Linked DNA regions of Homo sapiens: all the other regions are linked to region 1. A link is a contact called in ENCODE Hi-C or POLR2A ChIA-PET data. All regions are on one chromosome and are shown on one strand. Each heading gives the region's core, a stretch centred on a gene start or an enhancer-like site at or near the end of the contact. The rest is flanking DNA. Distances are from core to core; before and after follow the strand shown. Region 1 has its middle 42 kb from the start of ATP6AP2. Region 2 overlaps USP9X (ubiquitin specific peptidase 9 X-linked). Region 3 has its middle 70 kb from the start of MIR3937.

Region 1 (3,583 bases), core at 883-3,382:
TCAGCTAACAGAATCCAGTTTTGTTTGGGTATTAGGCAAAAATCTTTTAACTTCAGGTAATACTCTCTGTGATGGGATTGTGACCCAGTTCTGGCTAATAAGGGGAAGTCTCCTGGGAGTCTCCTGAAGAGAATTTTTCTTCCTTTATAATAAAAAGGAAAAATAAAAAGCAGTGAGGAGAAGTTTTTTCACCACCTGACTGTCCATGGCTTCCTATCCTAAACAGGCACTTGATGCCTAGAGCAGCAGCAGCCATCTTGACACCACGAGTTGGCAAGCATAGGCAGAAATAGCTAAGGACGGCACAGCAAAGTGGCTGACAGAGCTGACGCCTCAATGCAACCAATGAACTGTGGACAAGCCCTGGAACTGTCTACCTCCAGACTTCTTGCTAGCTAAGCAGTAGAGATTTAAGCCACTGTTAGTTGGGTGTTTGGTTACCTGAAGTCAAAATCCCTCCTAAATAATACATCTAACCCATTCCTGATAACTCTCCAGATGCCCTTGCTTTTGACTCTACAAAGAAAATGGAGTCCCTTTCCTGTCCTCCACCCCACCAACACACAAGCTTTCTCCCTTCCCTCTTGTCTCATGGCAAGCCTCTGATCTGTGGTTAATCTCCTTTGCTCTGGATGCCACCTCCTCCATGATGTAGGGACATCAGCCCAGCAGTCAGCTCCTTTCTCTCCCACATCTTCCATCTCAGATTCTCCAGCAGCATCTTCTCAACTGTGGTCTTGAGTCAGCACCCCAGGCTATGTGTACAGGATTGAATGAACATGTCACCTCCTCATCACTGGATAACTGCTTCTAAAGGGCCCCTTTCGAGTGCCCTGGATAAGCCTCTAGGAGATGAAAGAAGCAAGAGTCTAAGGGTTTTGAACTGTCCTCTGTCTCCAGAGTAAGCGGTTGCCGGGACCATGTGTGTTCACTATGGGTGCTCAGGCCACAATCAACGCCTGCCTTCCACTGAGAGGGCTGTGTCCCTTCTGCTTTTTCTCCTCATTTTTATTGAGGGCGTATTTTCTTTATCTTTAAAGCTTTTATAGCTTTGTCTCTCTGCCTCGCTTTAGTACATTCTGTTGTTATGATTTATGCTGCTTTTACTGGCTCTTTACCCTCAGCACATAAACATGTTTAAGTTTTCCACATCTTAAAAAAATAAAATAAAATAAAAAACCCTTCCTTGACCCTGTGTTCTCATCTAGTTTCTGCATTCTCTCCCTCTCTCCCTGCCCCTCTCTCTCTCTGCCCTCTTCATTGTCAGCTCTTTAGAAGTCATCTGAACTCGCAATATTTTCTTCCATCCCACTGATTCCTTAACTCTACCGGCCAACTCACCTCTCCAAGAACCAGAAACTCAGCCCAGCTTTGCTTAGCACAATGAGGGGTTTTATTGGCAGGATGCTGGGAATACCTCAGGGCTGTGGGAAGAGAAGACGGGAAGAGGTGCAGCTGGGCCACCAGGATCCCCTGAGACTCTTTTCTTGTGGCCCCCACACTCTCTCTTCTCCGAGCTTCTCTGTTTGGAGTGATGGCATTCTTTCCTCCATGCGACTCCTAGCTTCTCCAGAGCCTTCTATCTTGTGGCTCCCACCCCCAGGGAAGGTTCAACTTGTTTGCCTTCATTAGTTGCAGTTTGAAAATCCCAGGGAAGGGTTCTGATTGGCCCACTGTGGGTCCGGTGTCTTCTCATGGATCAATCAGCCATGGCCACAGGAGTGAAAGTCGCACAGCAGAGACAAAACCACAGCTGGCTTCCTCCCTACCAGCAGTGCTTCACTGAAACTACTCTCATCCACCTGGGGGCGCCCCACCCACACGGCTCAGGCCTGACCTCTTCGTGTGCCCCTGCTGCTTCCGATTGCTGCTATCTGCGTGAAGCCGTGGAGCGCTACTGCTTGTGTGTACAACAGAGCAGCAGGGCCAACTTCAACTGATGATTCTCAGGTGTATAAATACCGCAGCTTCCTCAACCTCCGAAGTAGGCTAATGCGGTGGGCACAGAGATGAGCCCGCCAGGTTCCCCTCCAAGGAGGTATTCGTTGCCCCAGTTGAGCAGACAGTCTCCATCCAGCTGCCAAGAACCATCTCACCCATAGGCACTTCCTCCCCCCGGGGTAGCCCACAGCCAATGACTAGTCATTTCATCCCACTCCAAGACAGCACTGGCAGGCCAGACGCACTTCAGCGTTCCCCACGATGACTCCAGGCTTCAACAGGCCAGTTTTGCAATTCAACCCTCCCTCTGCCCAACCCCACTTCCTCCTCCTCCTACAGACGTTCCTAATGACAATCTTGCATGCCAAACTCCATTTCAGTTTCTGCCTGTTGAGAACCTAGCCTGTGACAGAACTGAGCTCTGTGTTCCACACTGTCTCTCAGAGGTCCCCCTTGGGACTGAGCGCCAGTTGCCTGCAGTGGGAACTGGCTTGGTGACACTCCCTTTATTGCTGGCTTCTCTCTCCTGTCTCACACCCCCATTCCCAAGCCCATATTCTCTGAATCTCCTAAAATCTAAATCTGTTTGCTCTCAAGCCCTTCTCTTGAGATCTGCTTCTGGAACAACTCAGACTCAGACACCAGGACTTTCTTGCTGTTAAATCCAGATGACCCAAACTTTATCTGCACAGTGTACCACTGTGACCATGAGCGCTTTTTGAAACACTTTCCTCCCTCAACTCCCTGAAACACTTTTCTGCTTCCCCTCTGGCCATTCCTTCTTCCCCTGCCCACTTCCAGGGTTGACAGCCTGGCTTGTTCTTGCAGCCAACACAGCTGAGAAGACCTGTCATTCCTCTGGAGCTGACTGCCACTACACAGGAATGACCCACACTGTCCATTTCCCATCCAGATCTCTCTCTCTATCTCTGTGTTGAACTCTGGACTCATATATCCAACTATCTCCCACCATCTCTGTGTGAATGTCCCACAGACACTTCAAATCATCATGGCAGGACTGAGCTCCTCACCATTTTCCTAAGCCAGCTTCTCCTGCTATACTCCTTTCTGTATTCTCCTACATTCCCCATCTCAGCAAATGGCATCACTGTCCCTAAAGCCAGCTATTCTGAGAGTCACCCAGCCTCCTACAAGTAAGTCTCCCTGATCCCAGGCTGTGCCATCCGCTAGCCACATAACCTTGAATAACTCATGAAACCTCTCTCAGCCTCAGTTTCTGCATCTGTAAAATGGTCTGTTAATAATAGTACCAGGCTGGGCGAGGGGCTCATGCCTATAACTCCAGCACTTTGAGAGGCCAAGGCAGGTGGATCACTTGAAGTTAGGAGTTCGAGACCAGCCTGGCCAACATGGTGAAACCCTGTCTCTATTAAAATACAAAAATTAGCCGGGCATGGTGGCGAGCACCTGCAATCCCAGCTACTCGGGAGGCTGAGGCAAGAGAATCATTTGAACCTAAGAGGTGGAGGTTGCAGTGAGCTAAGATTGTGCCACTGCACTCCAGCCTGGGCAACAAAGCGAGACTCCTTCTCGGAAACATAAAAAATAATAGTACCTACTCGGTAGAGTTGCTCTGAGGTTTAAAAGAAACTATAGGTGTAAAATGCTTAGAAAATGATAT
Region 2 (3,229 bases), core at 557-3,056, 640 kb after region 1:
TCGGATTTTTTGCTGTTGAGTTCCTTATATATTCTGGATATTAACCCCTTGTCAGATGCATAGTTTGCAAATATTTTCTCCAATTCTGTAGATTTGTCTTTTTGTGGTCTTATTTCCTTTGTTGGGTAGAAGCTTTTTAGTTTAATGTAATTTCGTTTGTCTGTTTTTGTGTTTGTTGCCTGTGCTTTTGAAGTCTTAGCCAAAAAGTCCTTGCCCACACTAATGACATGAAACATTTCCCTTGTGTTTTCTTCTAGTAGTTTTATAGTTTCTGGTCTTACATTTAAGTTTTTAACCCATCTTGAGTTTATTTTTACATATGATGAATAATAGGGGTTTAGTTTCATTTTTCTGCATATGTATATTCTGTTTTTGCAACACCATTTTTATTCAAGAGATTGCCTTTTCCCCCAATGTGTGTTCTTGGCACCTTTGTTGAAAATCAGTTGTTTCTGATTATGTGGATTTATTTCTGGGTTCTCTATTCTGTTCAATTGATCTGTGTCTATTTTTGTGTCAATACCATGCTGTTTTGGTTACTATTGCTCTATAGTAAATTTTGAAGTCAAGTAGCTGATGCCTTCAGCTTTGTTCTTCTTACTCAAGATTGATTCGGCTATTTGGAGTCTTTTGTAGTTCCATATGAATTTTAGGAGTGTTTTTTGTATTTTTTTGTTTTACCTTGCAGATTCACCTCAAAGGATGTTTTTTCTATTTCTGTGAAGAATATAATTGGTATTTTAATAGAGATTGCATCAATCTGTAGATTGCTTTGGGTAATATGGACATTTTAACAATATTTGTTCTTCCAACCCATGAACATAGAATATTTTTCCATTTATTTGTGTCCTGTGTTCGTTCTTTCATCAGTTTTTTTTGTAGTGATCTTTCTCCTCCTTGCTTAAATTTATTCCTAGGCATCTTATATTTTTGTAGCTATTGTGAGATAACTTTCTTGATTTCTCTTTCAGATAGTTTGCTATTGGCAAATGGAAACACTACTTAGTTTTGTATATTGATTTTTGTATCCTGCAGTTAACTAACACAGGTTCACGCTTGTACCAGTCCAGCTTCCTAGTCATCTTCCATTCCGTATTTGTATCTCTACAGCAATGAGAAATCTGAAACCTGAGGGAGTTGGAAAGGCTTCTTAATCAGTCTTCAGCCTCTGTCTTTAGGCCTTCGAATCATTTGTGCCTTCCCAAGTGTTTGTTGTTTTCATACCCTTGGCTTTTCTCAGATTTAGTGGGGCATTAATTTATAGGCACCCTCTTCTCCTTGCCTTCACAACAACTAAACCAACTTCACAACTTCAGCTAAACCAACTATCTATCCCCATCTTCACTACACCGTCAGTAATTTGTTGACAGCTGTTTAATGTGTTGCTTCCCCTTCTGTTTTTATGTTCTTTTGAGTTTATGTATTTTTATATTCATTCATTCTCATTTTAGTGGGGTTTGGGGATGAAGTACTGATAAATATAGTGCAGTACACCATATTTAGTTGACATAATTTTTAAAGCTGTCTTCTGCTTTTATTACCTCCATTTTCTAAATTAAACACCTTGTTGGGCTTCTCATCTTGCTTTGCAATTATTATGGGACAGAAGCATTTCACATTAGATTCTTAGCTAAGGCTTCTCTCAAAAGATATATTTCATTCTTGTCTGTTACATCGTTTAGAATTTACATAGTTTCATTTGTTAGTATTTCAGTAATAGTCCTTGCAGTGCTTTACTGCAGATTCAACCTTCACAACATACTGTAAAAACACAAACCCACCACTGAATCCTTGATCTTGTGATTGGCGCTTAATGCCACCAGATGGCGAGCATGAGCTCTTGTCAGACAGTTAAGGCAAGAAACTTGAAGTGGGTGCTTTCTTCATGTTTTATATAATGAAACTAGAATACCTAAATTTGAAACAGCCAGCTTTTGAAAAAGCTGGTAATGGTTGTATTGCAGCAGAAAATCATAGGCTTTGGACTCAAATGGACTTGAGTTCCAATCCTGCTTCTAATTGCTACTCTATGGCGTTAAACATAAGTTTCATAGTTTATTAGAGCTTCCTTATCCTTAGAACTGGGATAATGATAACTTTTTTGTGTAATTGCAGGGATTAAATGAAACAATGTATGGAAAACCCCTAGCCTAGGGACTGGCACTTAGTATTCATTAAACATTAAACCACTCTCTGTCACTTCCTTTTCTTAGAGCTCCTGCTTCCTTTCTTATTTAAGAGTTTGTGTCTAAAACGTGGTAATACAATCTTTTGTAAAAGTCTGTTGTAAGCTCTTAGCACTGATAAACTCAACTTAAACCACACATCATCTCTATAAGGTATAGTTAATGACTAGGAAAAAAGCTAATGATTCTCTCTTTCCCCTCCATTTAAAATACATCCAAGAGTGCACAAATGCTAAATGATCACCCAAATGTTACACTTCTTTTCATTCTGAATCTTTGCCTGAAGCCAAGTGCCCATGTTATGATTTGCTGTTAAACTTAAAACTTCTGCAGTCCTCTCTATATGTAATACCATCTTTTGTAAAAGTCTGTTGTAAGCTCTTAGCACTGATAAACCACACAACATACCTATAAGGAAATTATTAATTTTATCTGTATTTTAAAGACGGAGAAACTGAAGCACAGAGAGATTGTTAATTCACCTGGGACACATAGCTTAAATGCTATTTCTCATTTCTTTTTTTTTTTTTTTTTTTTTAAAGAGAGAGGGCCTTACTCTGTGTCCCAGGCTAGAGTGCAGCAGCATGATCCTAGCTCACTGTAACCTCAAACTCCTGGCCTCAAGTGAGGCTCCTGCCTAAGAGTAGCTAGGACTACAGGTACACACCACCACACCTGACTTTTTTTTTTTTTTTTTTTTTTTTTTTTTGAGATACAGAGTCTCACACTGTCGCCCAGGCTGCAATGCAGTGGCGCAGTCTCTGCTTACTGCAGCCTGTGCCTTCTGGGTTCAAGTGATTCTCCTGCCTCAGCCTCCCGAGTAGCTGGGATTACAGATGGACGCCACCACGCCCAGCTAATTTTTGTATTTTTTGTAGAGATGGGGTTTCACCATGTTGGTCAGGCTAGTCTTGAACTCCTGACCTCAAGTGATCCGCCCACCTCCGCCTCCCTGAGTGCTGGGATTACAGGCATGAGCCACTGCGCCCGGCCCACACCTGGCTTATTTTGAAAATTTTTTTGTAGTGATGGGGGTCTTGCTG
Region 3 (3,267 bases), core at 567-3,066, 810 kb before region 1:
CAGCATTCGACCAGCTCAGCCAGCCTCCCTGGGCCTCTTGGCAGCTCTGGGCCTGCAGGGAGGGTCCTACCCACCCCAGCCAACCCTCAGAGGCCCCCCAGGCTGCCAAGGCCACGTCACCGCAGCCTGCGGTCTGCCCAGCTAATGGCAGCTGCTGCGAGGGGAGTGGAGCCGCAGTAATTACAGCATCAAGGAATCACAAATGGATCTGCAAAGATGACATTAGGAGCATTAGACCTGGCACGGCTGCCTCCGGAGAGGTCGCTGGGAGGAGGCTGGGGCTGGGGCCTGGGGATGGGAGACAGACGTGCCTCTGTCTCACCCCACCCCCTTCGTTCCCAACCGGGGCTGCGATGACAATGCCAGGATTCACAAGCCCCTCGCAGAAACCACATCGGCCGCCAGTCTCGTGTGTGTCAGCGAAGATAACAGATGTCTTTCACAGGGAAGTAATTGCTTGAAACACAACTGGACAACCCCCCAGGAGGTTGCATTACAGGAAGGAACCTTGCTTTTGGGGCCGAAGGTGGGGGGGTGGTGACCTGGTAGGCAGTCCCCTCCCCAATTCCCTTGATCCTTTGACATCCTAATGAGTTGTGCTGGCCTTGCCTCTTGCAGTCCGCAGCTCTGTGGAAGGTAATTATTATGTCAAGCCTGGTTGAGGGCGTTGGTGGTGGGGCGGGGCTTCCTGGGTGGAATTTGTGGCTGGAGGAATTCCCCAGAGGCTGGAAGGGGTTAGCAGAGGAAGAATTGGGGGAAGGGCCAGGCCTTGATCAGTTACCATCCTCCAAAGCCTGAGAAATGGGTCTGAAGCGGCAAGGCTGCCTTTGGCCAAAGCTAGCACCAGTAGGTGTCACTGTAGGAAAGGAGGGGCCCCCGGGGCTGTCTGCGGATGGGGCTGGTAAAAATAGAGCTCGCCTGTGTTCCCACTGCCAAGTCGCCAAGCCTGGTGATTTATAAGGCTGGGAGCAGACGTGTGTGTAAATGTTTTTGCGTGCGAGATGTGTAACCAACCGCGGGCTGGCTTTTTCAAACTTACGAGGAGAGAGTGAGGGAGGGAGAGAAGGGGAGCGAGAGAAGGCAGCCAGGGTGGGAAGCACATGGGCCACTTTTATGTAACACTCCTCTGATACACGCCGCAGTGGGGATTTATGCTCTCTTTGAAGTAAATTGCATCCCGGTGCACCATAGCATGAAAGTTAAGATTTACCATGGCTGGGACCTCCGAGACCCTGCTGGAAGCTAGAATAATTAGCACAGCATTTGGCTGCCTCTCCTCCTGCTCTGCGGGCGGTGACAGGAGTGGCACTAATAGATCTTCCAGGCCTGAGCCTCGTGTGTTTGTCATGGGGTCCATGGTGGCTGTGGGCAAGGAGGACCGTGATCAACTGGAGAAATGGAGGTGGGGGGAGGGACTGGGACTGACCTTATTGCAGGGGACAGTGGGACCTGCCCCACCAGGGAGGAGCTGGGTGACAAACCAGCTTGGCCCCACAGGGTTCAGGTGCCCCTCTGTCAGGGGTTGGGCCAGAGTGCGTGCTTCGGTAACCCAGGGAACTCATTTATAAAACAGATTCCAGTGCCAGACTCCCAGCTTGCTGCAGGTGGGAGTCCTGGGGCACTCCGCCAGTTTGGAGGTCCCCTGGATTATATCAACTCTCATATTTAATGTTTTTCAAAAGGCAGTGCCTAGGACTCCCATCCCTCCTGACTTTTCTCCCTCTTCTCCCCTCCTCTTCCTGCAGGCACCTTCCCTGTGTCATTTCTCAGAGGCCGTGCATTTTCATGCTGGAAAAGCTGAGACTTGAACTTGATCAACAAACCCCAGAGTCCCACAGGGAAAGTCCTAACAGCCGCCTGGTCACTCCAGTTCTGCCAAGAAACAGCTGCGTGGTCTTGGACAAGTCCCAGCCCTTCTCCAGGCTTCAGCTTCCACACTGTATCATGATGGGGTTGGATTTTTACAAGATCATCTTGAAGGCCTTCATTAACAGTCCGTGATATACTTGACTCTCCCCCTCCCCTGGACACCCTCATGGAGCTCTAAGGAATCAAAGCATAGAAGTAATGTCCCTCTGGGGTTCCAGGTGCTGCGGTAGTACACCAGTGTTGGGAAGAAGAGCTAGCAGCACCGCTCACTATGAAGATTCTAAGTGCCTACTCAGCAAGGGCTTTCCTGAGGTTGTAATAAGCTCCTGGATCAGTTAACTCTTCCGCAAGGCAGAGCAGCTTTCCAGACCCCACTTCATCATCACAATAAGTAAATGACAGCCTGGGCAACAAAGTGAGACCCCACCTCTACGAAATTAAAAAAAAAAATTAATTAGGCAGGCATGGTGGCATGTGCCTATAGTCCCACTTATTTGGGAAGCTGAAGTGAGAGGCTTGAGCCCAGGTTTTCAAGTCTGCAATGAGCTATGATCGTGCCACTGCACTCCAGCCTAGGCAACAGGGCAAGATCTTATCTCAAAAAAAGAAAGAAGGAAAGAAGGAAAGAAAAGAAAGAAAGAAAGAAGGAAAAGAAAGAAAGAAAGAAAGAAAGAAAGAAAGAAAGAAAGAAAGAAAGAAAGAGAGAAAGAGAGAAAGAGAAAGGGAAAGGAAAAGAAAACAAAAGACTCTCACAACATTCTTTTAAGGTTGCGAATAAAATTGTCCCCATCACACATCTGAGGAAACTGAGGCTTTGGCCCAAGTGAGTCAAAGGAGTGTGATGAAAATATAGATTTTGAAATCAAAATAAGTGCAAATCTCATCTCTGTGGCATGAGCTGAGTGAAATAGGATAAAGGGGAAATTCTCAAGGCCTCGGTTTTGCCATCTGAAAAATGGGCATTGAGTTGAGGGCTAAATGAGATAGTTCATGCAAAAAGGACTCACAAGGCTGTCTCCTTGTAGATGGGGTTAACGAACAGAAGTTCCCAGGCCACTGGCTGCAGGGTGCGTTTGTCTCCCAGGTCTTGCATGGTTCTTGGCAGGGATCAGGCCCAGTAAATATTTGCTGAACTGGATTACACCAATGCCACAACAGAGGCCTCACTGTCAAACCATGCTGGGGAAGTAGCAGATAAAGCTGTGAGGGCCACGGAAGGTTCTCAAAGGGATCAGGGCCAATAGCATAGAAAGAGGAAAAACTGAGTTTAAAAAGCTCATACTGCAGTCTGAAGCCCCATGGAGGCTGGGACCAGACTCAGAAGGGGACAAATGTTCTTGGGTAGATTCTGAAGGACAGATCCCCAAAATGTTCTGAGCAACCTTTCAGATCAGTTTC

Evidence for each region. A loop is a pair of places that touch in the nucleus more often than their neighbours do. ChIA-PET counts read pairs that join two places held with the same protein, here RNA polymerase II (POLR2A). Pooled maps may share reads with other maps.
Region 2: a loop to region 1 is called in a map with no recorded cell type, with 5 times the contacts of the local background. The contact joins two enhancer-like sites. A Hi-C loop is called at or near these places in 1 of 37 single-sample maps with no recorded cell type and 5 of 50 pooled maps. POLR2A ChIA-PET finds 5 or more read pairs at or near these places in 1 of 52 experiments (T-cell).
Region 3: a loop to region 1 is called in a pooled map, with 8 times the contacts of the local background. The contact joins two enhancer-like sites. A Hi-C loop is called at or near these places in 1 of 37 single-sample maps with no recorded cell type and 4 of 50 pooled maps. POLR2A ChIA-PET finds 5 or more read pairs at or near these places in 1 of 52 experiments (T-cell).

The regions. Positions count from the first base shown.
Region 1 is chrX:40,537,554-40,541,136 of GRCh38, forward strand. No RefSeq gene overlaps it. Among named protein-coding and RNA genes, the nearest start is that of ATP6AP2, 42 kb to the right of the region's middle. Within about 2 kb of position 2,133, at least 11 of the 41 ENCODE cell types and tissues checked have a DNase peak (open chromatin) inside an H3K27ac peak, as active enhancers do.
Region 2 is chrX:41,178,570-41,181,798 of GRCh38, forward strand. All of the region lies in intron 21 of USP9X (ubiquitin specific peptidase 9 X-linked), which reads left to right. Among named protein-coding and RNA genes, the nearest start is that of USP9X, 95 kb to the left of the region's middle. Within about 2 kb of position 1,807, at least 3 of the 41 ENCODE cell types and tissues checked have a DNase peak (open chromatin) inside an H3K27ac peak, as active enhancers do.
Region 3 is chrX:39,730,060-39,733,326 of GRCh38, forward strand. No RefSeq gene overlaps it. Among named protein-coding and RNA genes, the nearest start is that of MIR3937, 70 kb to the left of the region's middle. RefSeq lists an enhancer at 696-990. Within about 2 kb of position 1,817, at least 4 of the 41 ENCODE cell types and tissues checked have a DNase peak (open chromatin) inside an H3K27ac peak, as active enhancers do.